Linked DNA regions of Homo sapiens: region 2 is linked to region 1. Evidence: read pairs that join two places in POLR2A ChIA-PET (ENCODE). Cell type or tissue: PC-9. All regions are shown on one strand. Links, peaks and the distances in the headings refer to the core of each region. The heading gives the core; the rest is flanking DNA. Region 1 holds the start of KRTAP4-6 (keratin associated protein 4-6). Region 2 overlaps LOC105371777 (a long non-coding RNA gene).

Region 1 (2,916 bases), core at 153-2,652:
GACAACATGGTGAAACCCCATCTCTACTAAAAATACAAAATTAGACGGGCGTGGTGACACATGGCTGTAATCCCAGCTACTTGGGAGGCTGAGGCGGAAGAATTACTTGAACCTGGAAAGCAGAGGTTGCAGTGAGCTGAGATGGTGCCACTGCACTCCAGCCTGGGCAATAAGAGTGAAACTCCATCTCAAAAAATAAATACATAAATAAATAAAATAAAAACTTGTTATGAATGCAATTTCTGTGTAAATGTAACTGGACCCAGGTTCAGCTGCTTGCTGCTGGAAAGCCAACACATAAGAGGCAAGGGCTGGTGAAAGGAAAGTTAGTTCTAGTTGGAGAGCCAGTAAACCAGAGGATAACCTTGCTTTGTGTGAGGCCAAGAAAGATATTGGAGAAAAATGGCATTTGAACTAACTGGTAATGAATAACTAGAAGAATGCTAAGTGAAGGAAATAAAAACATTTCACCCCAAGATATATCTCACTGACATCCTTTAGCTAGTGAACTAGCATTCTAAAGTGCCATCTTAAATTTTAAAATTTGCCATAGGGTTTTGAAAGGGAAACTTGGCATGGGAGACATGCAGGGGTGGTGCAGGGTGCTGAGTCTGCATGTCTTGTTCCAATGGCTATCTTGGGTGTCCAGAGGTTTGGGAGGCATTATTTTGACTTCAGCCCAATGGTGGTGGATTAATTGTTCAAGATTCCCCCTAAGTGAGAGGATTCCTCAGGGCTCTGTGCCTGGTTTGTTTCAAGATTAGCCTCTGGAATTTCTTAAGCAAGAATATAATTAGATAAGATATTAGATAGTATTGCCAGAAGGGAGTGTGCAGAGGGAAGGAATGAAGAGGTGAGAGGGGAGGAAAGGAAGAGAAAGTGGGTGATTTTTAAAATTGAGGTCCACAGTTACATAAGTACCTGTAAGTTAAAGAATATATCTTTTATATTCCTCTCAATGCTTCTTAAAAAATCTTAGAAATAAGTGATACTAAAAAAAAACCCTGCTAGATGTTTTAGCTCAAAATGTATGAAAAAGATTTTAACAAAATGTCAATAAAGCATAACCATTACACATTTGATATTTCAAAAGGCAGATCAAAAACTATGATCCACATTACTCTACTTCAGCCTGTAGGACACTTTTGAAGACAGACGCAGCTCAAGCCCAGATGATGCTTTGTTCCTTAGAAACAGTGAGTCACTACTAACTGTTTCAAGGTGCACCAGAGTGATGAGAATTAACACAGCTTGCAATGACCTAGGAATTTAGTTAGCTCAATGGCCACCCAGAATACATACAATGAATCATAAGCTTCCTTATTTCTCACACTCAAAAACAGGAGCATATTTTCTTTTTTTCCTGTCAGCATTCCAGCTGATTGACACATGCATTTCTCCACTAGAGATCTTAGCCCAATCAGAAGCTCTCCCAAAACGATATCATGATGAGAAACAGACAAGTGACAGTGGCCCTCCCATGTCACATGATACCCAGAGACTGAAGTCATGTGACACTGAAACCAAGGAAAGGAAAACAAGAGGTGACTCATGTGGGAACACCAGGGTGAGAAAAGGGAAATAATCATTTTCTATATATTGGGATTTTTTACTAGAAAAACACAATATAATTTAGTAATTGCATTTGTGTCATATAAACAAAAACAAGGAAACAATCTTCTCATAATCACAAAGGCTCCTCAGCTGGGTATAAAAGGGGACATGCAGCAAGGAGACTCCCAAACTCACGAAACTCACTCTCTTGGAAACCCACCCAGAACCTTTACCCTCTGACACCATGGTCAGCTCCTGTTGTGGTTCCGTCTGCTCTGACCAGGGCTGTGGCCTGGAGACCTGCTGCCGCCCCAGCTGCTGTCAGACCACCTGCTGCAGGACCACCTGCTGCCGCCCCAGCTGCTGTGTGTCCAGCTGCTGCAGACCCCAGTGCTGCCAGTCTGTGTGCTGCCAGCCCACCTGCTGCCGTCCCAGCTGCTGTCCCAGCTGCTGTCAGACCACCTGCTGCAGGACCACCTGCTGCCGCCCTAGCTGCTGTGTATCCAGCTGCTGCAGACCCCAGTGCTGCCAGTCTGTGTGCTGCCAGCCCACTTGCTGCCGTCCCAGCTGCAGCATCTCCAGCTGCTGTCGCCCCAGCTGCTGTGTGTCCAGGTGCTGCAGGTCCCAGTGCTGCCAGTCTGTGTGCTGCCAGCCAACCTGCTGCCGTCCCAGCTGCTGCATCTCCAGCTGCTGCCGCCCCTCTTGCTGTGAATCCAGCTGCTGCCGCCCGTGCTGCTGCCGCCCCTGCTGCTGCCTGCGTCCAGTCTGTGGCCGAGTCTCCTGCCACACCACTTGCTATCGCCCAACCTGTGTCATTTCCACCTGCCCCCGTCCCTTGTGCTGTGCCTCCTCTTGCTGCTGAGCTCCTTGCCTGAAACTATCTCCTCCCCTTCAGCTCACTCCTCACAGAAGCAGACCTTGTGCATCTCATAAACAACTCAGAAGAGGCCATTCCCACCAACTGTGTTTCCATATCCTGGACATATATCTAGGATATATGTCCTGGCTATACATCTAGAATATATGTTCCCCATGTTGACCCAAGTGTGAAATTAGATATTATTTACAGAAAGAAATTAATAGAATTTACCAAATTTTATACCTTATATTTGTATTTATGGATACCAAGTTCTTCTGTCCCAAACATGGAAATTCTTGCAGGGTAACTCGGGGCAAGGTTGTCTCACTCTCAGATTTGAAAGTCTGATTGTTTCACCCTGTATTTCCTTTTACAGCAATGTTTCTGTATCTTATTTTTGCTGCTTCTGAATAAAACTCCACTTTTGTCGCATAGAAATACAATGTTCTTTTTGTGTTGCTTTGTAATGATTGTCCTTAGTTCCTGAGAAATTCCACCCAAAA
Region 2 (2,916 bases), core at 149-2,648, 240 kb after region 1:
ACTACTGTCACCAAACCAAACCAGGTCCGTTTGCCCTCAGGCAAAGTTAAGTCAAGCACCAAAGCACTGGGTTTTGGCAGTGAGAAAGGTTTATTGTGAGTAGACTGACAAGGAAACTGAAGGAAATGCTCAAATCTGTCTCCCTGAGCTTGAGGCTAGGTCAGGTTTCATAACCATAGGGTAATGAGGATGATCTGATCCTGCAATGAGGTGATGCTGGGAGGCATGATCTGACTGGACCCTGCCATGGGGTGTCCGCTTCTTAATTCAGTCCCCACTCCTTAGTCCAAGCACTTAGGTTCCTGCACACTTGGTTCATCTGGGCATGCTCAGGGGGTCCATGGAACTGAAAAACAACTCACAACAACTCACAACTCTGTAACATAAAAGTTGAACCAGATCAGTCTGATGACGTTATGCTACTTACTAAGTCCATGTTGATAAAACTGAAAAAATACGACCTTTAAAATCTTTCTTGTAGTTCTACCAAAAGAGATTTCATTCACATTTCCACATCAAAAATGTTGGTTGGATAATTTCTGGGATACTAAGAAATAAAAAGGCAAAGACAAAATGATCATAATCATTATAACAAACCTCAGTCTTTTTTCTTTTTTTTTTGAGACAGAATTTCGCTCTTCTTGCCCAGGCTGGAGTGCACTGGCGCAATCTTGGCTCACTGCAACCTCTGCCTCCCAAGTTCAAGCGATTCTCCTGCCTCAGCCTCCTGAGTAGCTGGGGTTACAGATGCCCACCATCACACCGAGATAATTTTTGTATTTTTAGTAGAGACCGGGTTTCGCCATGTTGGCCAGGCTGGTCTTGAACTCCTGACCTCAGGTGATTCACCCACCTCAGCCTCCCAAAGTGCTGGGATTACAGGCATGAGCCACTGTGCCAGGCCCAGATCAGTCATTTTAATACGAGATTGTGACCAGCCAGAATAACTGGTTTCCATTTTTGCTCTTCGATTGATTGATCATTGTATCTAGGGTCAAATTTGCTGTATAGTTTTTCAGTTTTAACAATGCTAAGGCCCTATGTCAGTGTAATCAAGGGAAAGAATCTAAATTAGATATTAAAAACCTGAATCCAAATTCTGGTTGAATGCCATACTTATTACGATCAATAAACATAAATGGTGGCTCAACACACACTGTAGTAAATAATGTGCTTTTAAAAAGCCACCAGATAAATCTCTAATACAGCCTCCAATGACTTAGGAACAAAATGAGTCCTGCTGTAGGGAAGAAAGTGAATTATTGGTATAGATCAAATTGCCTAGAAACATCGTGTGTCAACATTAATGTCAGTTCCTTGGAACAAATATATTGCTCCTTAATTACTCCATGCTTTCAGATGATAGCTCATTTCACAGAGATGCATTTATTTTGAAAAAGTATACATAGCTACCAGCCTGTACACTCTGTCAACATAAGGGTTGGCCATAAAAACCTGTTATATTTTACTCTGGGCAGCAATTATTTAATATCCCTCAACATATGTGTCAAACGCATAAGAAATTGCTCCAGGCTTTTCCACATTTTCATTGCTTAAAAAAGTAGAAAACGCCAAACAATGAGGCCTTCATAGAACCTGAGGCATCAAAAATATTAGCTGCATTGTGAAAGCCAAATAGGAGCAACTTATTCTTAAAAAAGAATACAATTAATAAACCACATCTCCATTGACACCTAGTAAGTCCCCAGCAAGGTGTAAAGCCCCGGATTTATAAGGCTACGAAACATATTACAGGAATAAAACCCTAAACCACAAAAAGGTGTACTGTCTACAACGGTTGTGGTCACTAGGGAACCCTGTTTCAACGCTGATGCTTCTCTGCCTTCCCTTTTCTAAATCAGGTTAAATGGGGCTCCTCACAGTGGAGCTGTTCCTCCTGACCCTCTGACACCCCAAACTGGACTATCCCCGGACTGATTACCTTATCACATGCTATTTTCCAACTACGCAATGAACATATCACCTGGCCCCCTAAGCCTGCAGATTGACCTGACTCATGCAATTATTTTTGTTGATTTTTTAGAGACAGATTCTTGCTCTGTTCCCCAGACTGGAGTTCAGTGACACAGTCACCACTCACTGCAGCCTCGACCTTCTGGGCTCAAGCAATCCTCCCACTTCAGCCTCCAAAGTAGCTGGAACTACAAGTGCGTGCCACCGCACCCTGCTATTTTTTTTTTTTTTTAATGTTTTGTAGAGAAGGAGTCTCACTATGTTTACAGGGCTGGTCTTGAACTGGATTCAAGCAATCCTCCCACCTCGGCTTACAGGCGTGAACCACTGCGCCCAGCCTGCAATTATTTATCTTCAGAGTTCCCTGGGGTCCGGCAGAAGAAGTACTAACAAGGGCCCATAGGAAAGGAGCAAGCAAGAATCCCTGGGAAGTGCTGTGAAAAATCAGGAGGAAGTGAGGCTGAAAGCCGAAGAAACCGGGGAAGGCTTCCTAGCAGGGTGGCTTTCAGATGTTTTCTCACTGTTCTGCTCCCACATCCCACAGACCCTCATCTTCCTTACCAACCACGTTAAAATGTGAGCGGTCTTTATTTGGAGTTCTCTGACTCTTTCAGAGTTAAGACACGAAGAGATGGAATGAATGTGACCTTTATAGCCTCCTTTCCTCCCTTCTCTACTCAGTGGTTCCTTTCCAGCCCACCTCTGCTCATTTCCCTGCCTCAGGGCCTTTCACATGCCGGTGCTTCCCATCCAAGCCCAGATCACACCTCCAGGAAAGGTCTGGGGGTGAGTAAGTGCCCTGCTCTTCCCCACCTGCTCTAGGACTCCAGATCCTAGGGAGAGGTTGCACATCTTGCTCTGAAAGCCACCCCTCTAGAAAGCCTTCCTGGCTTCTTCAGCTTTCAGCCTCACCTCCTCCTGATTTTTCACAGCACTTTCTAA

The links. Peaks named below come from ENCODE experiments on the same cell type or tissue, not always from the same donor. Only the 100,000 strongest peaks of a DNase experiment are listed, where the experiment ranks them.
Region 2: POLR2A ChIA-PET joins it to region 1 with 9 read pairs; 3 of 35 experiments call an interaction of 5 or more read pairs at or near these places.

Annotation. Positions count from the first base shown.
Region 1 is chr17:41,139,370-41,142,285 of GRCh38, reverse strand. KRTAP4-6 (keratin associated protein 4-6) reads left to right here and starts at 1,742. Exons shown (of 1, transcript NM_030976.2): 1 at 1,742-2,853. The coding sequence starts at 1,799. The coding sequence ends at 2,416. RefSeq lists an enhancer at 2,098-2,610. In PC-9, for the core only: no CTCF peak of the experiment used is centred there; a DNase peak (open chromatin) is centred at 1,335; H3K27ac peaks cover 2,427 bases.
Region 2 is chr17:40,895,587-40,898,502 of GRCh38, reverse strand. All of the region lies in intron 1 of LOC105371777 (a long non-coding RNA gene), which reads right to left. Among named protein-coding and RNA genes, the nearest start is that of KRT20, 12 kb to the right of the region's middle. In PC-9, for the core only: no CTCF peak of the experiment used is centred there; no DNase peak of the experiment used is centred there.